3 separate regions of the Homo sapiens genome follow, and regions 2 and 3 are each linked to region 1. A link is a loop called in an ENCODE intact Hi-C map of the cell type or tissue named here. Cell type or tissue: Caco-2. All regions are shown on one strand. Each heading gives the region's core, and the rest is flanking DNA. Links, peaks and the distances in the headings are about the cores only.

Region 1 (10,863 bases), core at 3,624-8,623:
TAATGTTCTTAATATCTTTGACTTTAAAACTGCCATCGTCATACAAAAGGGGATCCCTGGCTATTTCTTACAATAGACACACATTCCTTTTAGTCACATGACAGTGCAGTAATTAAAGGAATTTAATGAAGCAAATGGAACTAGAAGTTCATGGTACTTTGACCAGTTCTTAGGCGTGGTTTATCAAATCTGGGAGAAAATAGGACTTTTAGAGAATTATTAGGCTGGGTGCAGTGGCTCATGCCTGTAATCCCTGAACTTTGGGAGGCTGAAGTGGGAGGACTGCCTGAGGTCAGGAGTTCAAAACCAGCCTGGGCATCATAGCTAGACCTGTCTAAAAAAATAAAAATAAAAAAAATTAAAAATCAAAAAAATTGGCTGGGTGTGGTGGCATGTGCCTGTAGTACCACCTACTCAGGAGGCCAAGGTGAGAAGATTGCTTGAGCCTAGGAGGTTAAGGCTGCAGTGAGCTATGATTGCACCACTGTACTCCAGCCTGAGCAACAGAGTGAGACCCTGTCTTTAAAATATACACATAATGAATGTTTCCATATGTAATATACCAGTAAACTTAAGGTATTTGCTTTGTTTCTCTTTAATATCAAATTTCTTTAAGAAAAGCTTCTACCAACAACACGTTTATTCATAACTTCCAAATGCTGTGCCGGGCAACTAGGAGATAGGTTTCATAGTTCATACCTGTTGGTGGATGTGCTGTGGACACTGCTTGTCCTGTGGCCTCCTGTGTACTACTTTTGCCTTCTGTTAAAATAAAAATAAGCTTATTTTTTTCCTTTTCCTTCTTTACCAAAGTATTATGAATCTAATTTAGAGCTCTCTACAATGACAAATGTAATAGGGTAATGGTGATTGTAGTTACAAACATCCTGCTGCATGCTAGTTTCAGAGAACCAAAATGCTTATCCATTATATCTTCAAAGGATCATCAAAAATGTATTTAGTAGTTTTTCAGTTCCTTGGTAAGTGTCCGGGCATTCTGACTGCAAATAATTCAAGTTTCTATTGCCATCATCTGTCAGTAAGATTGTCTTCTATTCACCCAAATTTGGCTTCAGTGGGTACTTGACCCCTCAGTCTAACCTACAGTTTACCTCTATAGGTCAGCTTTAGTCTTGATCACAGGTTTTTCCATCAAGGTTAAAGAGGCTGAGCTAAAAAAAGCAGAAAACGTTTGGGGGGTGGGAGAATATTACAGAATGAGAACAATAATTATACCTACTAGTTACTGTGAAAGAAGCAGACCATCTAGAAAGCATTTGAGACTGGATGCCATTGGCATCTACTGAGGAATAGTTTTCTCGACCAGGTAGGCTATAGACTCGTACAGGTCCCCCTGAGTTGCTGATTACTCCCCTGTAACACAAGAATAGCAGCTGAGATGCTATCCACACTTTTTCAGGGCATCCCACTGACTTATAGTGCCATGTTGTATCTATTGCTTTGATTAATCAAGAAAATAGCTCATCAGGGAAGTCATCTAAAGATTCTGCTTTATTTATTTATTTATTTGATGGCGTCTCGCTCTGTAGCCCAGGATGGAGTGCAGTGGCGCGATCTCGGCTCACTGCAACCTCCACCTCCAGGATTCAAGTGATTCTCCTGCCTCAGCCTCCCAAGTAGCTGGGATTACAGGCATGCACCACCATACCTGGCTAATTTTTGTATTTTTAGTAGAGACAGGGTTTCACCATGTTGGCTAGGTCTCGAACTCCTGACCTCAAGTGGTCCATCCGCCTCAGCCTCCCAAAGTGGTGGGATTACAGGTGTGAGCCACCACTCCCAGCTGCTGCTAGCCTTTTAAAAACTTGCTTACACAAGAACAAAATTTGCCTGGAAAAAAATGGTTTTGTGCTGTTGAACTTCTTAAGTGTTGATAAGAACACATTTGTAATATCCCATTACCCACAACTTAGAAATTCAGAGCACCAAACAATTTTCCTAAGATACTCACTTTAGCTACATGCCTTTGGACTGAATTTTTTTAGAAGTATTATACTGGCTATTCTACTACAGGATAGCATGGCACTTGCTAACAATAGTCACCTTGGGCAAGATACTTGACAACTCTCTGAGTTCAGTTTCTTCATCTGTAACTGGAGTAAAATTCTACCTACCTTGTAGAGTTGTGGTGGAAGTTAAAACAATAGGTGGCACATAGTAATAACTCAGTAATATATCACATGATTAGGAATGTTTTGGAATCATAGCAATCTAGCCATCAAGAGGTAATGCTATTTGCCTTTTGTCAGAAAGCTTTCCATGTGTATTTGGTGTTTCAAGTATATCCAGGAGAACCGTGAAAATATATCCATTTTCTGTGGCCACAATGGCAACAAAAGAAAGAATGCAGGGAGGAAAGGGATCCAGATGGGTAAAGCAGGAAAGGAAATAATCACGTCTGCATTTCTCTCCCACCCTGGTGTGTTTGGGCTTACCTGTGGACAGCAGCCCCACATATGCTCGATACAGAAGCATATACTATGTTCCCATACACAGAGAATTCCTCAAGAGGGCAGCCCCCTGGGCAGAGGACATCTGCTTTCTCTTTCCTGATGTCCAAGCCTCTGGTAAAACATGTGATAGCAATGGGAGCTGAAGAAAAAGGAGATAATATTGTAAGCATTCTTAGGACTTCTTGGGGCATAGTGGTGGGGAGACTACAGTGTGAGATTTAAGTTTTACTTCCCTAATTTCTACACTTCTAGTTATGACTATTGACTTATATACCCTTCCATACCATTCCAGATTTTGGCAAGCCACAAGGTTGTTTTCCAATTTAATATAGTCCCCAGCCACTATAAAACTCTAATGTGAAAGTTCTGGGTTTTTATTTCGTTTTTGTTTTTGAAATGGGGACTCGCCAAGTTGCCCAAGCTAGGCTCAAATTCCCGAGCTCAAGTGATCCACCTCCAACTCCCTAGTAGCTGGGATTACAGGTGTGCCACTGTGCCTGGCTTCTCAGTTCTTAACCAGGTTGGAAATACATAATTGGAACTATATCTGAACTAGAAAATAAAAGTCATTTAATATTAATTATAGAAATATAAAAAATCTTGGCTGGGCGTGGTGACTCATGCCTATAATCCCAGCACTTTAGCAGGCCAAGACAAGAGGATTTGCTTGAGTCCAGGAGGTCAAGACCAGTCTGGACAACATAGCAAGACCTCATCTCTTCTAAAAAAAAAAAATTTTTTTTAAATGGCCACACGTGGTGGTGCATGCCTGTACTCTCCGCCACTGGAGAGGCTGAGGTGGGAGGATTGCTTGAGCCCGGGAGTTCAAGCTTGCAATGAGCTATGATTGCATCACTGCACTCCATCCTGGGTTACAGAATAAGATCTTGTCTCCAGAAGAAAAAAAAAAATTTTTAAATCTCAACTTTGATGACGCTATGTACACAGTTGCTTGAGGTAAAGATAGTAAATCTGGATTGAGCCTTTGTGGAACATTTTCATAGACATGTGCACAAATCAAAGCCATCCTTTCCTTCATAGGACCATTTATCCTAGTTAGCCTACAAATGCAGATCCTTAAACTCACACATTAAGGAAGCCAACAAAAAGATGCTTAGATTCACAGAAAGTTATCTAACTTGATTGTTCATTTTATAGATGAGAAAATTAAAGCCGTGGGGTTAATTTGCCCAAACAACATTCTACAACTCCCGAAGGACAGAAAACAGAAAAGTGAATCCCTTCAGAATACAGCATTTTTATCTTAATTGAACCTGATTATTTCTGCTCCAGATCTGTCCAGTGAGATTTATCAAGCAGCGGATGCATTTTTAGAAAGCACTGTTAATATTCTCAAGTTTTACACTGTCAACCTAACAAAGAATCAGTTTTTACTATAAATGATGCTAGGAAGAGACAAGCTCTTGGCAACAAGTAACAAGATAACATAATACAACATGTTAATTTGTGAATTTACTGTCGATACTAAATTGAGATTAATGTTATTAAATGCTATTTTTCAAACATGGGAAGTTGTAGTTATCCAAACCTTTTTAAAACATATATTAATTTTAAAAACCTTTTTTTTCCAAGGCAGAGGAATACTTTCTGGCCATACTGTCCAACTGAGTACCTTGCCTGTGACAAGCACCCTCCTCTGTGCCCTTTGTGGTGACAGGTACCTTACATTCCATGGAAGAGAAGGAAGGATGCAGGCGCAATGCCCATTTCTTAGCTCTGAAGCAGTCTAGAGAGCTGAGAGGTTAAAATCCTTACCCCTAAACAGCCTCATACCTATCATCAAACAGCCTTAATCCTTCCTCCCATTTTCCGCTGAGATGGGGGCGGCATCGGAATCCGGTGCCAAGACCGACCGCCTTTAGTTGCGAACACTGACTTTTGTTAAGTAGAGCGGGAGAAATACAGCCATGAGGGATACTTAACCCTCATTCCTACTTTCAAGGAAAACAAACGGTAGCTCTTAGGAAAGCGTTGCCTTTTACACTGGAAAATACACCAAACCACACACCCATACCCGGACCTCTACACGTGGTACAAACTTTTTAAACTCTCTAGCGTGTAGAGTGAGACCGCGAGTGCTTCTGATTATAGGGGTTACACCTAGAAACATAGCTAGCGAGTCAAACAAGGTGGGACAGCGACGTTCGCCTCCCTCTCTCTCGGCTACGGCAACCTGAAGTCGGGTCTGGGCGGCTTCTCCTCCACCCCCAAACGCAGCAGAGCCCAGGACTGGTGCGCTCCTCGGTGAGGCTCAAGGAGTCCTCCTTCCTCGACCTCCTGCTGCCGGCGCTCAGCGGGCCCGGGGTCTGGGGCTGTGGGTGGGCCTGGAGGAGGCCTTCTTCCTAGTGCTCTTGGAGAACGTCCCCCCACTGGACCCCAGGGGCCCCCTACCATGGGAGAAACAGGTGAGCAGGAGCAGATCGGCTGCAGGGGTTAACGCGGGCGCGCCACGCGGCGGCTCAACCTTCGCGCCTTCCTCCTCAGGCGGTAGGGCTGAAGCCCAAGGGGCTGGATCTGAGTCCCGCTTGTACCCGCTGGTGCTCAGCCCCTGCGACCGCCTGGACGCACCCCAGCTCCCCCACTCACCGGCTCCCTCGCTGCCCGCGGGCCCCGGCAGCAGCAGCAGACACACACCTGCGAAGAGAGAAGCGTGAGGGCTGGCTCCAGCCTCCACCCAGCGGAGCAAGGGGCCGGGGTCGTGAGGGGCGCGCACCCACCGAGGCCGAGAGCCGGGATCCAGGCTGCGGACATGGTGACTGATAGGCTGCTCACACCTGGGAGAGAGGGAGAATGCGGGCAAGGCCAGGGTGCGGGAGGCCCCGCGCGTCACCTCCTCAGAGCCCCGCACCCTTCGGATCCCCGGGCGCGGCGCAGAGGAGAGAGGACACAGACGACCCGCTGCTCCAGGCCAGCGCCCCTCTAGGTCTGGGAGGCGCCTCGGCGGCAAATCGAGCGAAGCCCAGGATCGGTGTGCAACCCCGCACCGCGGGGAGGCGGGGGCGCCAAAACGACGACAGACAGGCTGGGAGCGACAAAGAAACAGGGACAGAGGCGTCAGGGATCCCTCGCACCCGCGCCCGCCGCCCGGGGCTCCGCACCTGCTCGAGATCCACCCGGCTGCGCCCGAGTGCGGAAGGCAAGGCCCCCGCGGCCGCTATAAAGGCTGGGCCGTGCGCATGAGCACTGTGCGGGGGGCGCGGGAGGAAGCGCGGGAGCCGGTCCCCCGGGGCCCGGCGGCGACTTCCAGCTCCGCCTTCGCCCCCTGCCGGCCCCGGGGTGAGGCCGGCGCGGAGGCGCCTCCTCCAGCAGCGCAGGCTCGGCCACCTGGACGCGGCGCCAGTCCCTAGAGGGGCACGAAGGTCCCCGTGCCGGCGTCTCAACGAGTGTGGAGGGCCGGCGGCCCCGACGGCGGCAGCAGCGGCCTCGCCAGCCCTGCTCTGCCGGGACCAGGGCTGCTGAGGCAGCGGCGGCCGCTACCCGCCCCACCCAGCGAGGCCTGGAGCTTCTGAGAGCTGTCAGGTCCACGCGGCCTGAGAACCGAACTTCTCAACTTGGTGCTCTCGTGGAAAGAGTTCCTACTTCTGAAATAAAACCACCCTAGGTTTGGTAAACGCATGCCGCGTTTTTGTTAGAAACCCTGTCAACTGACTGCTAGCTCGTTGGACCTTAGGGATTCGGCCTTGCGCCTTCGTTTCTGCTGGAGTCCTACTTTCCCCAGTGGTTCAATTTGTGCTCCTGCCTAGAGCCACGCGTGTGAGACAGCCCTGACCCCAGCAGCCGGTACCTTTGCTTCTTTCTCACCTCAGGAAGAATTTATGCCTGATTGCCTTTCGAAATTCCCAGACTTGGTGTCTTGTGACTGCACAGAATCTCAGATTTGATAATGTGTTCTCCTTCTCCCCGCACCATCCTGCTAACGTTTTACAAATGGAAATGGAGAAGGAGCAGAATTCTTGAGGAGTGTTAGTGACAGGCGACCTGCATGGCAGCGGAAGAACCAGACCCAGGCCCAGACGCTAACCTTTCTGGTACAATATAAACTTTTTCAAATAGCCTTATTTAGTTACAATTTACATGCCATAAAATCCATCCGTTTTGAGTGTACAGTTCAATGATGTTTAGTAAATTTTCAGAGCTGTACAACCATCACCACAAGCCAATTTCAGAACAGGTTCATCCTCCCCAAAATGATCTCCTCGCCATTGTCAGTCAGTCTCTTCTCCCACTCCTAGTCCTAGGCAATCACTAACCTATTTCCTGTCTCTATAGATTTTTCTTAGTGGTCGTTTCTTATAGATGGGATTATACATTGTGCGGCTTCCTTCACTGCACAGAATGTTTTTGAGGTTCATCCATGAGGCATTATAGAACAGTACTTCCTTTCTTTTTATTGTTGAAAAGTATTCCCATGCCATTTTATACTGAGAAACAAATACACCACCATCACCTGGAAGTCAACTAGTGTAGTAGTCTTAATTACAACTATCTTCCTGATTGGAATGACTTAGTATTTGTATCAGGCAACTAAGGAGTGTTGATTTCATTCCCTTTACTACCTGAATGTCTTCTGGAGGGAAAGAGACCAAATAACATTTGAGGGCTGGGAGGTTTTTGATGTTTATTTTCATGGCTGCTTTCAAGATTTACTCCCTTCCCTGGTATAGAGAATTACCCTTTTCTTAGAAATCCAGTAATCTAGCCACTGCCCCTGATATTTTCCATGGGAGAAATTTCAAGCCTCAGGACAATTAAAGCTGTCTTTTCCATTATTGTTTATTGAGTGTCCTCAATCAGGGTTGGATAACCTCCCCTAATTAGGCTGGACAAATTGTCATGATGCTATATAATTAGGAAGAGTCTGTACGCTGGAAAAAACCTGCCACTTCACAGCTCAGCAGGCAGGTCCCAAATGGCCAAAGGGGTAGATGCTATTCAGAGCCCCCACAGGGCACTGGCAGCCCTCCTGTGATGTAATTTCAGTGAGTGATTTGGCAGAGTCAAAACTATGCAGCTATTTCCATGACAGACCCTGAGTCTGTAACCATTAAAAAATAAAGGAAATACCTCACTGAATTTCATGGTTGTTTACTGAGATTCATCTTAATTATTTTGTTTTGAAACATTTAAGAGAAGTTACTCTGTCTTTACTATTTTTTTCTTTTTGGTAAGGCCAACCAAGGAGAGTGGAAGAGTGGGGTTTAGACTCTCATTCTTAGCTAGTTTGTAGTTCATGCTCACCATAAGTATATTAAAGAAAAATATCTGAATTTAAGAGGTAATTGCCTCTGCTTTGGAAATATCTGAAGAGAGTCAAATCTAGGTATATTTGACTTAAAAAGACAAATTGTTAAAATGACAGAGTTTTGTATTCAGTTGGGTGATATTTTAGGGTAATCGTACTCCTAGGATGCCTGGTTAATCCTGCTTTATTATTTTTTTAAATATTTTATTTTATTTTATTTTATTTGAGATGGAGTTTTGCTCTTGTCTCCCAGGCTGGGGTGCAATGGCGCTATCTCGGCTCACTCCTACCTCTGCCTCCCAGGTTCAAGCAATTCTCGTGCCTCAGCCTCCTCCTGAGTAGCTGGGATTACAGGCACGTGCCACCACAACTGGCTAATTTTGTATTTTTAGTAGAGATGGGGTTTCACTATGTTGGCAAGGCTGGTCTCCAACTCCTGACCTCAGGTGATCCACCTGCCTTGGCCTCCCAAAGTGCTGGGATTACAGGCGTGAGGCCCGGCCTCATTATTTGTTAATTTTTAATTTAATTTAATCTTATTATATTGTTATTAATTACTATTATTAGAGACTTATTCTCACTCTGTCATCCAGGCTGGAGTGTAGTGGCACAATCAAAGCTCACTGCGGCCTCAAACTCCTATGTTCAAGAGATCCTCCCACCTCACCCTCCTGAGTAGCTGGGTCTACAGGTACACACCACTATGACTGGCTCATTTTTTACTTTTTGTAGAGAGGTAGTCTCATTATTTGCCCAGGCTGATTTCAAACTCCTCACCTCACGTGATCCTCCCGCCTGGGCCTCCCCAAATGTGGGGATTATAGGCATGAGCCACTGCGCCTGATTTTATCCTACTTTAGTGGGAAGTATTTGATATTCAAAATTTAGATGAACTCCGTGTAGAGCAGTGGATTCCTGTCTGGGCTGCACGTTGGAACTACCTGGAGAGCTTTAAAAATACTCATGCCTGGGTCCCACCCCAGAGATTTTAATATAATTGGTCTGGGCTGGGGCCAGGGCATTAGAATTTTTAAAAGCTCTCCAGGTGATTCTAATGTGCAGTCCAGGTGCTCAGTGTTAGAGGTTAAGCTAATTCTGCTAATCTTTCATTCTTCTTTCATTATCTTTTCGTTAAAATCCAACTTTAATATGCCTACTGCATTCCCCTGATAAAAAATGGAAGCATTTTCTGGCCTGATGGTTGTTTAAAAACAATCCCTAACAAAAAGATTGAAAACTCAATTTCAAAAGTAATTTTCCCTGGGAATGCTGCACAGTCACATTTCTGACTTTGTGCAGAATGCGCTGGCATTGTTAGGGAAATAAGCTGCCTCTAACACTGATACCTGGGTGGCATTGTCAGGCTTCAGGATGCTGCTGATGGCCCTAAAAGAGTTTCTCAAGGATGGCATAGTTACCTGATGGGATTTGGCTTGTGCTTACACAGATAAAACTCTTAGTTTATATAGGCTCTGTCTCTGTTCCGTTGTTACCTAGGTATGAATCTGCCCCTGAAGTTTTCATATTTTTGTTGTTGGTCTTTTTTTACTTTATTTTACCTTTTAAAGGAGTATCCAGTCCTGTTCTATCCTCTATACCATTTAAGCTCCCCGGTAAACTTTTACTTAGCCAATGTAATGCATAGCAACACGGTTTTATTTCGATTATGGTGGCCTCAAAGCAGCTGTCCCCAACCTTTTTGGCACCAGGAACTGGTTCCATGGATGATAATTTTTCCACGGGGTTGGTTGGTGGGGGGCGGATGGTTTTGAGATGAAACTGTTCCACTTCAGATTATCAGGCATTAGATTCTCATAAAGAATGTGCAACCTAGATCCCTCGCATGTGCAGTTTACAACAGGGCTCGAGCTCCTGTGAGAATCTAATGCCACTGCTGATCTGACAGGAGGCAGTAATGCTCACTCGCCCATTCACTGCTCACCTCCTGCTGTGCTGCCCAGTTGCCAACAGGCCACAGACTGGTACCCACCTGCGGTTGGGGAGTTGGGAACCCCTGCCTTAAAGTGAGTTTGTTCAGTTTTAGGAAGTGTATGTTTATCCTGCAGTATCCTTTAAGTTTCTATGATAGATTATAGAGCAGAAGCAGCTTGGGAACTCTTATCACCTATATTATTAAACCCACATTGATGTTTATTCTATATCTAGTTTTTCTGATTCTTTTCTGTTGTTCACATCTTATGCTAAGCAAGTATATTTATCTAGCCTTTCCATTTTTGATGATGTCTAGCAGGAGAATAAATGTCTACAGCCTCAGAGGAGTGAAAATTAAAAAGTTGATTCAGAGATATCCCTGTGACTATGAGATCTCAGTTTCCTCTCCTATAAAGTGAAGGGGATTAGACCAGCGATTGGAAGAGACTTTCCTCTGGTCACATTCTGTGACTGGCAAGTGCTCCCTGGGTATATATAGGCTCTGGGGGCTGTGCTGTCTTCCAGGGTTTGGGAGGCATTAGGAAACACTGGCTGTGCCAGCTGGCTCCCAGCTGTCCCAGGACTTATCCTTTCTTACTCAAAGTCTCTTTTTATTCACCTCTCACTGCTAAACTATGGCCTGGCTCATGTTTGTCCCTTATTTAACAAGAAGTAATGAGGTCACATTTTCACTGGAGTGCCACTAGGACTTCCTTCCTAAGAGAGGAAGCTGTGATGGGAAACATAAATCAGTTCTGCAAGGCTTGGCATTTATCTCATGTAAACTCATCAGAGGCAAGGATCTTTCTACCTTTTGTTCATTGCTGCACGCCTACTCCCAACAAAACTGTCTAGCACACTATATGTACTCAAGAAATACTTGTTAGATGAATGAATCAATCTCATTCTGTCTTGACATTTGCTACCTTATATTGATTTTTTAAAGATTTTTATTTTAGAAGTTTTATGTTTACAGAAAAATTAATAAGATAGTACAGTTTCCAAACCTAGTTCCCCATTATTAACATCTTATACTAGTATTGTACAGTTGTCACAATTAACAAACCAATACTGATACATTATCATTAAGTGAAGTCCATATTTTATTCAGATTTCCTTTTTTTTTTCTTTTTTTTTTTTTGAGATGGAGTCTTGCTCTGTCACCCAGGCTGGAGTGCAGTGGTGCGATCTTGG
Region 2 (7,932 bases), core at 2,933-7,932, 150 kb after region 1:
ATTTAATGGATCTAAAGGGCATCTATGAATAATGTAATAAAATATATAATGGTCAAAGACTAGATGCTTTGCCCGTATGATGAGAAAGAAGACAAGGATGTCTGCTCTTGCCTCTTCTATTCAACAATGTACTGAAGGTTCTAGCCAGGGCAGTTGCAGAAGATAGAAAAGAAGCAAAACTATCTCTATTAATAGATAACATGATCTTGTATATAGAAACTTCTAAAAATCCATTAAAAACAATTGGAACTAATAAACTCAGCAAGGCTGTGAAACGTAAGATCAACATAAAAATCGGTTGGATTTTTATGCACTTGGAATGAGGAATCCAAAAATGAACTTAAGAAAATGCCTTTTGTCTTTGACAAAATTCAACAGCCCTTCATGCTAAAAACTCTCAATGAATTAGGTATTGATGGGACGTATCTCAAAATAATAAGAGCTATTTATGACAAGCCCACAGCCAATATCATACTGAATGGGCAAAAACTGGAAGCATTCCCTTTGAAAACTGGCACAAGACAGGGATGCCCTCTCTCACCTCTCCTATTCAACATAGTGTTGGAAGTTCTGGCCAGGGCAATCAGGCAGGAGAAAGAAATACAGGGTATTCAATTAGGAAAAGAGGAAGTCAAATTGTCCCTGTTTGCAGATGACATGATTGTATATCTAGAAAACCCCATTATCTCAGCCCAAAATCTCCTTAAGCAGATAAGCAACTTCAGCAAAGTCTCAGGATACAAAAATCAATGTGCAAAAATCACAAGCATTCCCAAACATCAATAATAGACAAACAGAGAGCCAAATCATGAGTGAACTCCCATTCACAATTGCTTCAAAGAGAATAAAATACCTAGGAATCCAACTTACAAGGGATGTGAAGGACCTCTTCAAGGAGAACTACAAACCACTGCTCAACGAAGTAAAAGAGGACACAAACAAATGGAAGAACATTCCATGCCCATGGATAGGAAGAATCAATTATCCTGAAAATGGCCATACTGCCCAAGGTAATTTATAGATTCAATGCCATCCCCATCAAGCTACCAATGACTTTCTTCACAGAATTGGAAAAAACTACTTTAAAGTTCATATGGAACCAAAAAAGAGCCTGCATTGCCAAGTCAATCCTAAGCAAAAAGAACAAAGCTGGAGGCATCACACTACCTGACTTCAAACTATACTACAAGGCTACAGTAACCAAAACAGCATGGTACTGGTACCAAAACAGAGATATAGACCAGTGGAACAGAACAGAGCCCTCAGATATAATACCACACATCTACAACCATCTGATCTTTGACAAACCTGACAAAAACAAGAAATGGGGAATGGGTTCCCTATTTAATAAATGGTGCTGGGAAAACTGGCTAGCCATATGTAGAAAGCTGAAACTGGATCCCTTCCTTACACCCTATACAAAAATTAATTCAAGATGGATTAAAGACTTAAATGTTAGACCTAAAACCATAAAAACCCTAGAAGAAAACCTAGGCAATACCATTCAGGACATAGACATGGGCAAGGACTTCATGTCTAAAACACCAAAAGCAATGGCAACAAAAGCCAAAATTGACAAATGGGATCTAACTAAACTAAGGAGCTTCTGCACAGCAAAAGAAACTACCATCAGAGTGAACAGGCAACCTAAAGAATGGGAGAAAATTTTTGCAATCTACTCATCTGACAAAGGGCTAATATCCAGAATCTACAAAGAACTCAACTTTACAAGAAAAAAGCAACCCCATCAAAAAGTGGGCGAAGGATATGAACAGATACTTCTAAAAAGAAGACATTTATGCAGCCAACAGACACATGAAAAAGTGCTCATCATCACTGGCCATCAGAGAAATGCAAATCAAAACCACAATGAGATACATCTCACACCAGTTAGAATGGCAATCATTAAAAAGTCAGGGAACAACAGGTGCTGGAGAGGATGTGGAGAAATAGGAACACTTTTACACTGTTGGTGGGACTGTAAACTAGTTCAACCATTGGGGAAGACAGTGTGGCGATTCCTCAAGGATGTAGAACTAGAAATACCATTTGACCCAGCCATCCCATTACTGGGTATATACCCAAAGGATTATAAATCATGCTGCTATAAAGACACATGCACAGGTATGTTTATTGCGGCACTATTCACAACAGCAAAGACTTGGAACCAACCCAAATGTCCATCAATGATAGACTGGATTAAGAAAATGTGGCACATATACACCATGGAATACTATGCAGCCATAAAAAAGGATGAGTTCATGTCATTTGTAGGGACATAGATGAAGCTGGAAACCATCATTCCCAGCAAACTATAGCAAGAACAAAAAACCAAACACTGCATGTTCTCACTCATAGGTGGGAAATGAACAATGAGAACACTTGGACACAGGAAGGGGAACATCACACACCGGGACCTGTAGTGGGGTAAGGGAAGCGGGGAGAGAAAGCATTAGGAGATATACCTAACGTAAACGATGAGTTAATGGGCGCAGCACACCAACATGGCACATTTATACACATGTAACAAACCTGCACGTTGTGCACACGCACCCTAGAACTTAAAAAAAAAAAATGCCTTTCGTAACAGCATAAAAATATACTCTGAAGACTACAAAATATTATTGAAAGAAATTAAAGATATAAAAGGAAAACATCCCCTATTCATGGACCAGAAGCCTTAATTAACATTAAGATGAAAATACTCCCCAAACTGATCCAGAGATTTAACACAGTCTTTGTAGACATTTGCAAATTCTAAAATTCATAAAAAATTGCAAAAGACCCAGAAAAGCCTAAACAATAAAGTAGGACTCACATGTGTCCTGATTTCAAAAACATACTAAGGAAGCCATGATGATCAACACAGTGTAATACTGGTGCAAGAAAAGACCTATAGATCCAAATAATGGAATTGAGAGTTCAGAAATAAACCCATACACATCAAGTGATTTTCAACAAGGTTGCCAAAAAACCATTACATGGGGGAAAGAATAGTCTTTTCAACAGATGGCAGTGGAACAACTGGATATGCAAAAAGATGAAACTGGATCTTCATACCATATTTTAAAATTATACAATTCTTAGAGGAAAACTCAGGGTCAAATCTTTATGACCTTAGATTTGGCAAAGGATTCTTAGATATGCCACGAAAAGCCCAGGCAACAAAAGAAAAAAAGAGATACACTGGACTTCGCCGAAATAAACTTTTGCACTTTAAAAGACACCATCACAAAAAGAGAAAAGACAACCCAGAGAATGGGGGAAAAAATCTGGAAATCATGTATCTGATACGGGATTTGTATCAATATTACATAAAGAATTCTTACAACTCAATCATAAAAAGGCAAAATAACCCAATTAAAAATGGACAAATGGACAAAGGGGCCAGGCGTGGTGGTTCAAGCCTGTAATCCCAACACTCTGGGAGGCCAAGGTGGATGATGGTGGTGTGCACCTGTAATCCCAGTTACTTGGGAGGCTGAGGCAGGAGAATCGCTTGAACCCTGGAGGCAGAGGCTGCAGTGAGCCAAAATTGCGCCACTGCACTCCAGCCTGGGTGACAGAACGAGACTCCGTCTCGGGGGGAAAAAAAAAAAAAAAAAAGGGACAAAGGATCTAAACAGACATTTCTCCAAAGATATACAAATGGCCAATACACATGTGAAAAGATTCTTGACTTCGTAAGTCATCAGGAAAATATAGATAACAAAGCAAGTGTTAGTAATGAAGTGGAGAAGTGAGAACCCTCATGCACTGCTGGGGGGAATGTAAAATGGTGCAGCTGCTTTGGAAAACAGTCTGTAGTTCTTCAAATGATTACAGTTACTAAGTGACGCAACAATTCCACTCTTAGGTATATACCTAAAAGAAGTGAAAACATACATTCACACAGAATTATGGTGGCCATTATCTATGGTTCCACGTGGACAGCAACAGGTCTTGTCTAGAATACACACTCATTTGGATGTGTATACCTGTTAGCTGCAGGAATCACCTTTAACATTATTAGAGGCCGCAGCAGAAACAATTTCAATTTAGACCTCCTACTTATATATCATTTGATAAAGAAACTCACTTTACTGCAGGTGCAGTTCAACAATGTGCTAACAACCATTATCTACCACAGACTAACTTATATACCTTACCAAACACAAAGTATTGGAGCAAATGTTTGAAACACTTTTCAAAGTGGTAATGAGAGACAGAGTTGCATGATGGAATGTGTGTCAAAACATAAAAGGCATGAAATTAAAGGGGGACTCAACACTAAACAGATTATAGAGATACTTCAGGAAAAATAAGGGAGGGGTGGAGTAATAACACAGGAACTGATAACAATTTCCTCCATATTTCTGAACATTTTTCTTTTTCTCTGACTGATCATGTAGAACATGGATATGGATTACATTTACAAGCTCAGGAAGACGGATCAGTTGCAAACATGACATGAAGATAATACCTCTAAATATAACTGTCTGAGGAATGATGGAATGGACTGTTTTTATTTTCACCTATCTAAGCTTGGAATTAATGTTTTTTTTTCATCTTTCCTCACATGTGGACAAGACAGTCCTATAAACTTGTAGTTATCCACCTCAACATCATGTGACTGGGAATGGACAAAGGGGAAAAGCACTGGCCAGTCTCACATTGCTGTCAGCTCCACAGGTAAGTCCTCTTGCCGAATGTGATGGTCTCCTAACTCAGGGATCAAGGTCTGGGTAAAAAACTAACAACAGGAGAAAGGAGGAAAAGTCTTTACTCTCAGAAAGGGAGCCAATAAATGAATAATGCAAAAAAGAAAGGTAACATTATTTTGGTATCTCGTAAGAGCCTGGGAGCAAGAGAATGCTCTTAGCTATATTTACAGATGCCCATAAGACCTGATGAAATTGTCTCCTTTATTTGAAGCTGTCTAAGATGGGTTGCAGGAGATTTAATAATTTAATCTGTAGAATTTTGTCTGAATCTTGATGATGCTAATAACAACATCTTGAGGATAAACACAGAATAATTCTAATGCTTGCCTTTTGGCTCCCATTGGTTTTATCTATTGTAGAGAACCACTTTTGGGAGGCAAAATTAGGACACGTTGTCTCTGAAATGCACACAAACGATTTTGTTGAACAACGAAGTCACAGACCACCACGTAACTATTAAACGCAGTTATGATTTGTTAAGAAAGGTGTCCAGAAACACAGACATAAAATAACTGCTGCATTTCCAACTACTCATAGTAACATGTGCTCTAATGCCTATGTACCTTGTTTCTGTGGGCGGAAGGCACTAAGGTTAAAAAAATTCTTAGTACTGAAACCAAGTAAAGGATAACTAGGTGGGCTTACACACTTATAGCCCTGATCTTTTGCTGAGAATAATTACTACTCATAAGACACTGTCTCGGGGAACTGAAAACTTTTGTCTTCCCTCGCCCGCCATCTCTCAAAAGGTTCCTGAAAGATTTTGGATCCAAAAGGTATATTCAAACTATATTCAAGCAATAAAAACTCAATGGCAACAACTTATTTAATGGTTAAACCAATTTGGGCAGAAACACTGGCACAGTTCTATGAGTCCTATGGTAAGCCCGATTTGCCTTTAATGAAAAGAGACATACTGAGCAAGACGACTTAATGACCTACTGGTTGTTGACAAGAAATGTTATTTCAGGAGGAAGGGAAATGGTGGCAAGCAGCCTGGAAAAATGATAAAACAAACTCAACAGTTACATAAAGATGGGAAGACACATGTACCCAGACTCAAGAAGGATTAAGTACGCTCCTCAATTAAAAGCCAAGGTAGTGCAAGGAAAATGGCCTGGTATCTTGGCAGAGCGAGCAAAAAGAATGAATTTATGGGAAACTTATGGTGCCTCAGTCAATTACAACATTTTGGTATATAAGCAAGAGCTGATTTTGTTGAGAAAGATGAGAAAACATTTAGTAAGCAATCTAAATCATAATGTAATTGCTACTTGGTGCAAATGGTATCATTGGTGAGGTTCATATGAACACATCCTATGACCAAATGAATGAGCAAATGTATAAGGAAACTGAATTAAAATCCCTACAAGATGGTCTTCTGGTAAAAGACTAGATTATCAGAGAAATAACTAGATTAATAATTGTTATAAAATTTCACAAAACTCAACTTTCTGTGGTAGAAAGAGGTAAAACTGTCAAGCTTGTACATGATTAAGAACAAGTTTTCACTGGATTATCTGGTAAACTGCAATTTTTTTAAAAGTTATAATCTACTTCAGTAACTACAAATGATTAGTATTTTGGTGTTTATCTTCTTGTTTTTCTGTTATATAATGTAAAAGATGCCAAAAGAAGAATGATGACAAGTGATTTAAAAAGCTTAACCAAGGGTAAGAGCGTGTGGAATGCGTAAGTGTCTATTGCAACCATGTGTTTATCCCCGGGAACACCTGGAACCAGTCATGTTGCTAACTGTTGGCCAAACCTGAATGAAATGTTCTAACTAGTGATGAATATAGTCCTGTGCTAGAGTCAAGACTAGGGGGCAACTTGTACTAGCTTGTCAGCACCGTTTATAGAGACGGTTTGCATCTGGTTTCTGTCATATTCCCTTGGTTTCTGCTTTTGAGCCTGGTCAAGCAACTTAATTTTTGCTATGAAACTAGAGGAGTACTAACCATTCCCACTTGAAAACTGGCACAAGACAAGGATGCCTTCTCTGACCACTGCTATTCAACATAGTATTGGAAGTTCTGGCCAGGGCAATCAGGCAAGAGAAAGAAAAAAGATATCCAAATAGGAAGACAGGAAGTCAAACTGTCTCTGTATGCAGATGACATGATCCTATATTTAGAAAAGCCCACACAGTCTCAGCCCAAAAGCTTCTTAAGCTGATAAACAACTTCAGCAAGGTCTCAGGATACAAAATCAATGTGCAAAAATCACTAGCATGCCTATACAACAGTAACAGTCAAGCAGAGAGCCAAATCAGGAAGAAGCTCCCATTCACAATTGCCACAAAAAGAATAAAATACCCAAGAAAACAGCTAACTAGGGAGGTGAAAGATCTCTACAAGCAGAACTACAAACCACTGCTCAAATAAATCAGAGATGACACAAACAAATGGAAAAACATTCCATGCTCATGGATAGGAAGAAGAAATAGCATTAAAATGGCCATACTGCCCAAAGCAATTGGTAGATTCAATGCTATTCCTATTAAATCACCACTGACATTCTTTACAGAACTAGAGAAAACTATTTTAAAATTCATATGGAATCAAAAAAGAGCCAAAATAGCCAGGGCAATCGTAAGGAAAAAGAACAAAGCTGGAGGCATCATGCTACCAGACTTCAAACTATAGTACAGGGCTATACAGTAGCCAAAACAGCATGCTACTGGTACAAAAACAGACCTACAGACCAATCAAACAGAACAGAGAACCAAGAAATAAGACTGCATACCTACAACCATCTGATCTTCGACAAACCTGACAAAAGCAATGGAGAAACGACTCCCTATTCAATAAATGGTGCTAGGATAACTGGCTAGCCATATGCAGAAAACTCAAACCGGACCTCTTCCTTACACCACATACAAAAATCAACTCAAGATGGATTAAAGACTCAAATGTTAAACCCAAAACTATAAAAACCCTGGAAGACAACCTAGGCAATATCATTCTGGACATAGGAATGGGCAAAGATTTCATGACAAAGATACCAAAAGTAACTACAACAAAAGCAAAAATTGACAAATGGGATCAAACTAAAGAGCTTCTACATAGCAAAAGAAATTATCAACAGAAAACCTATAGGATGGTAGAAAGTTTGTGCAAACTATGCATCCAGCAAAGGTCTAATATCCCGCATCTATAAGGAACTTTACAAGAAAAAACTACCCCAGCCCAGATACGGTGGCTCACACCTGTAATCTCAGCACTTT
Region 3 (10,863 bases), core at 2,511-7,510, 220 kb after region 1:
ATATTAAACAGAAGATAGAATTCTAAGACAGGAATAAGGATCATTGCCTTCATAAGATAAATCAACAGACTAATATATCAGGGTTTCAATACCTATAACAGTTTCAATTGGATTTAGGGAAAATTAAAGCATTATGTGAAAAATTTATTTTTCAAAGCTCATCCCTAAAACTAATTTCCACAAGAGAAAATGTTAAAGACTAGACACCTAAGCAAAAGGGAGTTTAAAACTTATTTCTACTCTTCCTAAATGCTTCAAAACCAGTTTCTGTTCAACATTTGATAAAGTGGTGATAATGCCTCTAACGACACAATTTACAGAAGCTCCTAGAGACTGTAATTCTATTTCTTACGGAGACATCAATTATACACAACCAATAAACAATTTCCTACCCTCAAAGAGCATGGATAACTATGGAACTCAATGAGAAGAGATCAGAAGCTTTACTCTAGAGAACGAGTTACACATCAGATGTTATTTGACATCCATCACTCTACAACAGATACATATATATTAAGATGGGCTTCTAGCTAAAATGATATAAATGTAAATTTATAATGGCACAGCTGTCCTGAGTGGCTGAAGAAACAAAACTCCCAGTCATGGTGATGATATGTGGTTTTAATCCATCTAACAATTTAAATCCAAATATTTTCTGCTTTACATAACAGTCATCTGGTTTCTTTGGTTCACACAAATCAGTCTCTCAAACGAAACTCGAGTAGAGCAAGGATTAAAACATGTTTGTTAGGAAGAAACAGGAAGACTCAGCCTTCCATTGATGCTTTCAAATTGTGTGCAAAGTCAACAGTCACTAATGTAATTTTACAATTTCACAATGCTACTTGTTATTAAAAAAATGGGTTCTTTAATCTCAGAGAATGAGAAAACTGGAAGATGCTGTCTTTTTCGCCATGGAAAATGTCTGGAAGCAAAAGTATCCCAGTAGAAATAAACAGCGCTAATAGCCCAGACTGTGGTATCCACTATTTGTTACTCAAAGGAACCAGAGGCTTTTTGAGAAACGGATGCAGCCAGGTCTGAGGCAGAAAATGAATATGATTAGCTTAGGATATTTTTCATACCAGGAAGCAAAGAAACTATCAAAGACTGATGGGGTTATGTCAAGAAGCTATCAAGGCCAACATGATAGGCCAAAAACGAGATAATTCAAGCATCAAAATGAACAACTGTAATAGTGTAAAAACATCTCAAATATAAAAATCTGTTAGTTCATAAAATGATACTTAAACAAATGACTTTATTGATTGTCTCTGCAAATTACTAGGGTACTCACTAATTCTGAAAATTGACAAAGGAAGACAAGCATTTGTCCTAAGTAGGTGATAAAAAAAAAAAGTTATTTATATAAGCATGTTGGCTAAAAAGATGGAGGAGGAATAACAGAAAATCACCATTTGCCATCAGTAATTAAAATAAAGAGGCAATAATTATCAGTGACATTTAAACCTTTAGGTAAAAGATTTATGGAGAACCCTTAATGGATGGATCATGCTGACAATACCTGAAACTACTGATCAATCTGTTCACTAACATTAGGACAAACAGACATTATGTACCTCCTGATGTAATAAAACAGAAACTAAAGAACACTGCTAGTTAAAGTGGCCTTGACAAAGAATTGAATGAGATCTAATCAATTTCCACAATCAATTAGTTTACAGAAAGTATCGGGAATACAAAAGGATACAATCAGCCAAATGCCAAAATGTAGGAAATTCTATAGAAAAATGACCTAATTCTTTCAATCAAAAAATGGCAATTAAAAAGAAGTGAGGAGGGAGGAACTGAGAGATTTAAGAGCCATATCAACTAATGCCATGTATAGATGTATTTCTGGATCCTTATTTGAACAAGCCAACTGTAAAGAAGCATCTTTGAAACAATCAATACAGAGCGGGTATATCACCAGGAAATTATCATTAATTTTGTTGCGTAAAATTATAACTTTAAAAAATAGATACATGCTGAAGTATTCATGCTTAGATCATATAATACCAGGGAAGCTGAACAATGTAAACATGAGTTCATTACAGTATTCTCTGTATTTGTGTTATTTGAAATATTCCCTAGTAAAAGTTTAAAAAATTTTATTCATACCAGAACCTAAAAATATGAAGTACAACCCACAATCGTTTTGCTCATCCATACTGGACAAGGAACAATAAATACTATGACCAAGAAAAAAAAATCTTTATTATTTTATGCCACTGAGGTTAGAGGGTTAGACTAAGTAGCACAACCTAACCTATCTTAATTCAGAGGCCAAGGTATTCTTTACAGCATCAGCAATATATTTGGGAAGCTTGTTCATTTTTATTAAAGCAGAGCTGTTTACAACCCTAGGACTCATGAGCTGGAACCCTCCCACCCACCAGATACATTGCCGGCCATATGCAAACATTTCTACCAGTCTTCATGTGATAATTTCAACTCATAAGCAATTCATTCAATCTCTAAAAGTAGTAAAGAATTTGGGTCTTATGATTTAGAATTGCACTGTCCAATACAGTCGCCAATAGTCACAGGTGGCTACTGAGTACCTTCAATGTGGTTAGTCTGAATTGAGATGTGATGTAAATGTAAAATATATAAGACTTAAATATGAAAAGAAAACATCTAATATCTTAAATTATTAATTGATTACATGATCCTATATTATGTTGAAATGCAAATATTTTGAATATATTTGATTATAAAATATATTATTAAAACTTTGTAAAATGTTCCATCATATAGACAAATGTTATACAACTAGAATATAAGGCAAAAAAAAAAAAAAAAACTATAGCAGCTACAGTTAGATCAGTAAATAGTACATACTCTTTTTCTCCCTTAGATTAAATAAAAATTCAATCCAAGTTCAGACACAGCAACAAATATGGAGATATACTGAAACACTGCTATTTTTAAAAAGTGAATGAAATCAGGGATATCTTTTGGGCTTTTACATAGCCTACAGACCTTCAGTAGACACTTCCTATCAAGTACAGTAAAATATATATTTGCTTGGATTAAATGAGTAAAAGTTTACATTACACTTTTGACTTTTAGGCAAATGCTTGAAATTAGGCTACATAGTGCTGACCAAGAGGTTTTGTGTTAATAAAGATTAGAGGATCAAAGAATGTCAACCTTGGACCCAAAGCATCAATCTTGAACTATATCTAGGCACCTGTTACATTGCAATCACACGTCTTTAAGGAAATAGGTGTTCCTGAAGTGCTTCTCTTATAACCTTAGCTAGGTGCATTAGCTATAATCTTAGCTAGGTGCGTTAGCTCACGCCTGTAATCCCAGCACTTTGGGAGGCTGAGGCAGGTGGATCACCTGAGGTCAGGAATTCTAGAGCAGTCTGGCTAACATGGCGAAACCCCATCTCTATTAAACATACAAAAATTAGCCGGGCATGGTTGCACATGCCTGTAGTCCCAGCTACTCAGGAGGCTGAGGCAGGAGAATCGCTCGAACCTGGTAGGCAGAGGTTGCAGTGAGCCGAGATCGCACTCCTGCACTCCAGCCGGGGCGACGGGGCAAGACTCCATCTCAAAAAAATAAATAAATAAATAAAATAAAAAATAAAAAAAATGCTTCTCTTACAACCTTTTAAAAAATACATATTTATTTGGAAACCATTTTTTTTTTATTCTTGACTGGAAAAAAAGGTAAACTTTAATTAAAGTCCCTATGTCTATTAGTATAACTTCCGATTTAATGTTTCAAATAATAAGAGTCAGTAGCAGAGGGTGAAAGGTACAAAAAGAGAACCTAAGATTTGAAAAAATAAAGGCCAAGTAAAAAAACAGAGATAAAATAATGTCCATCCCTTTGACTGAAGTCCACAGCTCTGCAGCTGAACAATCAAATCCACCTCTCCTGCAACCAAGATATAATAAAAAAGAATCAGGGCTTCTAATTACTAATTTTGCTTCTTATATCCCAATAAAAGGAGATGGGCACTGCAAAGTTGCTTTTTCTTTTTTTTTTTAACCAGAAGTGTGTATTTCCCGTTTAAAATGAGAAAAATCATCTTTCTGACACAGAGGGAAGCTGTGTGAATTTTCATAGTTGTTTGTAAGTTCTAATATATAAACAATTATCAATGGTGCAGATTTTCAGGCAAAGACATTTAATATAAAAAGTAAACTGCAATTTTAAGTTAACATTTACTATTTACTTACTCCATCTTGTGGAGGCAAAGGGTATAATTATTAAGCGTTTTAAAAGCTCTGAAGACCTTCAAAAGTAGCAGGTTTAGCAATCAACAAAAATTTTTGTGATTATAATTTATGACATCTCAGTTATAGTTTGTTCATATCCAGAAACTGCATTAAGATTAATAAACAGAATTAAGTCATTTTAAGTTGCATAGTTAATTATAACCAACCTCTTCAAAGATTCCCAACTTTTTATGTGAAGATTAAACAAAAAAACTCTACCATCTACTTTCACCACCTTTTATTTTTAAAAGGATATTTTCACTTCAAATAGTAGGAAATAAAAATTGTATAAAGGCCAGTATAAAAACACATTTCATAGTCCTTTTTATTCTCATCTCATTCTGAAACAGTGAAAACCTCATCAAGGACCAGTATTATCCTTGTTTGGTTTTAGGGAATCTCTGCCCTAAGTTATATTTCCCAATTTCCTCTTCTGACAATGGAGACTGAGTCTACCCTTTTTATGTTGCAATTATTTGTACATGTGTCTTATCTCCTGTACTCAAAGCACCCTGTACTTTAATTTCCTCCATCCAGGGGAATGAAGAGGGAGCCCAGGGACTCTTAAAGTTCAAGAATTGGAAAGGATCCCTAGACATCTCGGTGTTTTAGATTGCCTTAACACCAACACCACTGGCAGGTGTGATGAGGCACCCGTGATCTGTATGCTATGCTCTTATTAAGACACTTGCCCCTTGCTCCTACCCAACAGTAAGGGCCCCACCAACCAAATATGATTTGAGACTACCAATACTATCTTATTATGCCCATTAATCCCTGTACAACTCTTTAACCTCCAATCCCACTGAGACCCCATCTCCTATTCTTACCCTACTCTAGAAATCCTGTCATCACTTCTGGAACCCATACTCAGTCATCAGCAAAATCTCCTATTCTGAACATCCTCTCTAAACTTTCCCTGTTCTTTCTTGCTCTAATTGAACTCCAACTGGCTAACCCCTGGAGCCTTCTCAAATGGGAACCTGATTTTTTTTTTTCTTTAACCTCTCACAGCTCATACCACTGGATCTGAGACTGGAATTAGGTGTCTTCCTTGCTACTCCCAGACTCTTTACTTGCCCTCTTTCCTAAAACTAGCTTTGAAACTCATGTTGTCAGCCTGTAACCATGGTTCTCAATTGGGCAATTTTGCCCCTTTCTGCCACCCGGGGTATAATTGGCGTGTGTAAGACGTTTTGATTGTCACAACTGAGGGAGTTCCACTGGCACCTAGAGAGTCAAGGCCAGGAATGATGCTAAACATCCTACAATGCACAGGACAGCTCCCCCTGCCCCCCAACAAAGAATGATCAGGTCCAAAACGTCAATAATGCCAAGGTTGAGAAATCCTGGTCCACAGTGCTCACTAATGCCACCTGCAGGACGCTCTTATCTCCTGCATCATTAACTTCGCTGTTTGGATCATTCCCATTAGTATACAAACATGTTGTAATTTCCGTCATTTAAAAATATTTTCTGTCCGGGTGCAGTGGCTCATGCTTGTAATCTCAGCACTTTGGGAGGCTGAGGACCAGACTTTTTTCCTGAACTCCAGACTCATGTAACTACCTACTCAACATTTACATTTTGATATCTTAATGGGCACCTCATTTTTTTTTTTTTGAGACAGGGTCTTTACTCTGTTACCCAGGCTGGAGGACAGTGATGTGATCACAGTTCACTGTAGTAGCCACAACCTGTTGGGGATCAACTGATCCTCCCACCTAAGCCTCCTGAGTAGGTGTGCCACCACAAGTCACTAATTTTTATTTTTTGTAAAGATGGTGCTTCCTTATGTTGCCAGGCTGGTCTTGAACTCCTGGGCCCACGTGATCCTCCTGCCTTGGCCTCCCCAAGTGCTGAGATTACAGGTATGAGCCACCATGCCTGGCCGGCATCTCACATTTAACATACCCAAAACTAAACATCTGATCTTCCCTGGGGAAACTGCCTTTTCCATCCCACTAAACAACAACGTCTTGCCATTTGCAAAGGCTAAAACCTTGGAGTCATCTTTGAGTTCTCTCTCTCTCTACATCTAACTCCCACATCTAACTTATCAGCAAATCCTATACTCTACAGTCAGTATAAAAAACACAGCCCTTACCATTTCTGTCCTGCTATAAGCTGCTATCATCTCAGCTAAGATAACTGCAACAGCCTCCTAACCGATCTTGCTCTTCCTGTGCCCCCAAGGAGTCCATTTTCAGTATAACAGCTAGAGTGACAGTCTTCAAATGTATATTAGAATCCCATGTGGTTCCCCATTTCCATCAAATTAAAGTCAATGGCCTTTACAATCACAATACAATCATATACTATAATCCCTAGAGTCCTGTATTATATTGCTTCCTGGGTCCTATTTATTTAACCTTTTCTCCTGCTTCTCTTCCCCTGCCTCTCTTCATTGTAGCCATCTGGCTGCCCTGCCATTTTCCAAACATATTAGTCATCCTTCTGCTTATGTTCTTTTCCCACATAGCTATATAATTCACTACCTTACCTCCTTTAGATCTTTACTCAAATGTCATTTTATCAGTGAGAACTTCCCTGTTTTAAAATTTCACTCCTGTTCACCATTATCTACTTTACTGTCTTTCAGGGTATCTTCCACCTTCTGAAATGCTGCAAGTTTTATTTTCTTTATTGCCTGTTTCCCCTACTAGAATGTAAGCTCTAGAAAGACAGGAAAGCTATTGTTTTTGTTACTATTGAAGCCAGGGTTTAGAAAGTGTGTTAAAGAGTAGGCACTCAAATATTGGTAGAACTGAATTCCTCCTCTCCCACCTCTTACTTGACCTCCTAAAGCCTGATTCCATGTTCTACTACTTAGGGTTTAATTTAAGAGTCCCTTTGATTCTTCTTGCCCTGTCTACTGAATTAAAGTTGACTGCTATTTCTTCGACACTCATCCTAGAGTCATGGCATAGAAGAATGGCCAATTTCCATCAGTAATTCTAAATCTGATTTATTTAAATAAACACTTTAGAGCCAATATCCAGGTTTTAAAGAAATAAACCAAATCATCTATTGCATGTCTTTCATTTCCTTTTTTTTTTTTTTTTGAGACTAGGTCTTGCTCTGTCACCCAGGCTGGAGTGCAGTGGCACAATCTTGGCCCACTGCAACCTCCGCCTCCTGGGTTCAAGCAATTCTCAAGCCTCAGCCACCCAAATAGTTAGGATTACAGGCGTGTGCCACCACGCTTGGCTAATTTTTGTATTTTCAATAGAGACAGGATTTCGCCACGTTGGCCAGGCTGGTCTTTAGCTCCTGGCCTCATGTGATCCGCCTGCCTTGGCCTCCCAAAGTGCTGGGATTATAGGCATGAGCCACTACACTCAGCTTTCATTCCCTGTTTATATGACATGTTGGGCAGTCTTTACTATCATGATATGATTATATAGTGTAATCCCTAGAGTCCTGAGCTAGGAGTTAGTAAACTACAGTGTTAGTTTTAACAAAGCCCATGATTTGAGTTCAAATTCTTTAACGTCTGTCTATCAAATAGAGACTATTCTGGCCTGATTACATAGTGTCTCATAGAGAAATTATTTGTGTACCTATTTTCTTTCCATTGTCTTTGAAGACTGAAGCCGTGTTTTATCACCTGTGTATGTCACATGCTAAACACAACACTTAGCAGCTAAATTTACATATGCATAAATACAAATTTTTGCTATAAGCATAAAATCAGATATGTGGAATTACTTCAGAAAACATATGGTGTAACATAAAAAATACTATTTTTTTTTTAACGTAAAATGAGGTTTAACTGACTCCCAGAGAAAAGGGAGAAATTACTGCTTTTCTCCTAAGGGAGAACACATTTATTTACTTATTCGGTTAGAAAATTAAAAATAAAACAAAATAATCCATTTTCTTCAATTGTTTTCTTTTCCTTCTTTTCCATGGCCAACAAAACCACTACTTTACCCTATAAAGATCATAAATTTGAAACTAAACTTTAATGCTTCACATTTTCCAGCATCCACACCCAGTAATACCAAATCCCATCACTTGTTTTGTTCATAGGTCTCAGTTCCATCCTTCTCATTTTTGTTTCTGTAGCCATGATGTTAATTTTAAATTAAAGGGAACACTGCATGTTACTATATTTCAGTAATAAGTGCTGCATTTAGTCTCTTACCAGTACATCGTGCACCAATGCTTGATATGTCCAAGTATGATGTAAAGGAGTTGCCAAATCTATGTTTCTGTCAACAAGGACTAATAAGGGCCTCTGGAAGCTGTAAATATACATATAAAAAAATTACATAACTCTTGATACCAGTGTATACATCTAAAATATTCTACTACTTTCCAGTATATGCCATTTTGATATGAATAATAGTATGCTAATATTGACAATTCCTAATACTTTGTTTTTTAGTATATGTGCTGCTGAAGCAAGCACCACAATACTTTGCTTTTTGTTGAGACAGGGTCTTGCTATGTCACCCAGGCTGGAGTGCAGTGGCGCGATCATAGCTAACTGCAGCCTTGAACTCCTGGGCTCAAGCAATCCTTCTGCCTTGGTTTCTGGAGTAGCTGGGACTACAGGCATGCACCATCACACACCTGGCTAATTTTTAAACATTTTTATAGAGACGGGGGAGGCTGGCTTTTAAAAAACAAATTTAACGTGGTCACACAATTACAGTAATGCTTTGGACTAGTTACAGCTTGTGTATGATGCCAGATTATAAATTTTACTTAGGAAACTTTATTTTTTTTTTTGAGACTCTGTCACCCAGGTTGGAGTGTAGTGGCACAATCACAGGTCACTGCAGCCTTGACTTCCCAGGCTCAAGTAATCCTCCCACCTCAGTCTCCCAATTAGCTGAGACTCCAGGTGTGCACCACCACTCTTGGCTAATTTTTAAATTTTTTTTAGAGACGGGGCAACTAACCACATTGCCCAGGCTGGTCTTGAACTCCTAGGCTCAAGTGATCCTCCCACCTTGGCCTCCCAAAGTACTAGGATTACAGGTGTGAACTATCATGCCCTGCCAGGAAACTTTAAGGAAAAAAATCTATATAAATATTTCTAAAGAATAATTTTTGTGGTTAGCAAAATAATAAGCTGCTTCTACTCAGAAGTTTTTGATGTTTCTGTAAAAAAAGGCAATAAGGAATAGTTATTGTCAGCTTCAGGGAAAACAAAGAGTAGGAGCTTATAAATTTACACAAATGTTTGACAGTTTCATAAATTATAATTTTTTTCCTATAAACACAAACTCAAGCAGACTCTGGAGAAGAGCCTCAAAAAACGCTATACCACTATAATATACAAAATGAAAACATAATGCCATAATGGTACCTAATTATATTATTATCCCCTTAACAGAGAAGGCATATGATACCTCATGTACTGTTGCTCCATTATTACAATTTAGATGTGAAATAAAGTACCACCGAAAGCAAATTGAGGCACAGTCATTTGGTTATCATGTGTCTACAGAAGTTTTAGAGATCTGCTTTAGAGGCACTATCATATCAGGAGTACGCACCACTTTTCAAAAGGCATCACTATCTGTTTACATATTTCCTTTCGCAATAGAATTAACTCATTACACTCTTCTGGGTATAGGACAGTGGATTTCCTAACTGCATTGACTCGGGGATAAAAAGTCAGAGTGGCACCCTTGCGATCTACTATGATTTACCAGAGCTAGATGGAAGGTAAGGGAGGATGGCCTACCGCAGGGTTTCTTAACCCTAGAACTGCTGACATTTGGGGCTGGATAATTTCTTGTTATAGGGGGTTGTGGTGTGCATTATAGGATGTTTAGCAGCATCCTACAATGTATACAAGATTCTAGTAACACCTACCAGTTATGACAACCAAACATGTCTCCAGACATTACCAAATGGCTATGGGAGGCAAAAACTGCCCTTAGTTGAAAATCACCAGCCTATGGTTGGATTCAAATGTATTTAACAATAGTCCAGCAAGGTTGTGACCACTAAGGAAAATGATTAAGAAATAGATCCAACAAGTTGAGAAACAAGACGCCCATATTATGATAATGTGAATAAATTTAAAAAAATTATCCAAATAAAACAGTGCCTTTATACTGGTTTCTAAGGCCTATCCCAGAGAGCTATAAAAAGGGAACTATTAAGTAAGATATGACACAGTGGTTGGTTCTGTTAAAAAAAAAAAAAGATCAGGTGAGAATTTGATGTTTTTCTTCTACCTAATGAGAAACATTTTGAAGAATACTTAAGACCAGAAATGAAATCATAGAACCATTTAAAATAATGTGGAAACTGAGACAGTTAACCAAACAATTGAAACACAGTGTTAGTGTGAACTCCCAATTATACAAGCAGTTTATAAGGCTGTAGGAGACACCAAATTGACTTGAGATGAAGTCTACAGAAAGTTATTATGAAATTATTACTTCTAGTGGGCAGTTATTTCTCTGGGCATCTGTTTATTTTGGGCTTTATTTATTAATTCATCTAAACTGGGGTTAAGAATTAATTTTCCAGAATATAATCTCTTCTTTAAACAATTCTCAGCCATTTGAGTGGGTTTCTTTACTTCTTTACTCCATTACTATTAACAATCAGAAGTTAAATATACTATAATGTATAGGGTTTTTTAGTATTT

What was found. Hi-C counts contacts between places; a loop is a spot of excess contacts. Peaks named below come from ENCODE experiments on the same cell type or tissue, not always from the same donor. Only the 100,000 strongest peaks of a DNase experiment are listed, where the experiment ranks them.
Region 2: a loop joins it to region 1, with 4 times the contacts of the local background. A loop is called at or near these places in 2 of 110 quality-filtered maps.
Region 3: it touches region 1 in a loop (3-fold over the local background); 2 of 110 quality-filtered maps call a loop at or near these places.

Annotation. Positions count from the first base shown.
Region 1 is chr14:30,869,322-30,880,184 of GRCh38, reverse strand. COCH (cochlin) reads right to left here and starts at 5,626. Exons shown (of 12, transcript NM_004086.3): 1 at 5,594-5,626; 2 at 5,213-5,269; 3 at 5,082-5,129; 4 at 2,457-2,613; 5 at 1,241-1,374; 6 at 700-762. The coding sequence starts at 5,246. COCH-AS1 (COCH antisense RNA 1) reads left to right here. Exons shown (of 5, transcript NR_038356.1): 5 at 3,633-4,006. RefSeq lists a silencer at 5,545-6,064. In Caco-2, for the core only: a CTCF peak has its summit at 5,763 (motif pointing left); DNase peaks (open chromatin) are centred at 5,024 and 5,774; H3K4me3 peaks cover 1,880 bases.
Region 2 is chr14:30,724,513-30,732,444 of GRCh38, reverse strand. All of the region lies in intron 23 of SCFD1 (sec1 family domain containing 1), which reads right to left. Among named protein-coding and RNA genes, the nearest start is that of SCFD1, 110 kb to the right of the region's middle. In Caco-2, for the core only: no CTCF peak of the experiment used is centred there; no DNase peak of the experiment used is centred there.
Region 3 is chr14:30,651,117-30,661,979 of GRCh38, reverse strand. SCFD1 (sec1 family domain containing 1) reads right to left here. Exons shown (of 25, transcript NM_016106.4): 10 at 8,392-8,491. Among named protein-coding and RNA genes, the nearest start is that of SCFD1, 34 kb to the right of the region's middle. In Caco-2, for the core only: CTCF peaks have their summits at 4,155 and 5,599 (motif pointing left); no DNase peak of the experiment used is centred there.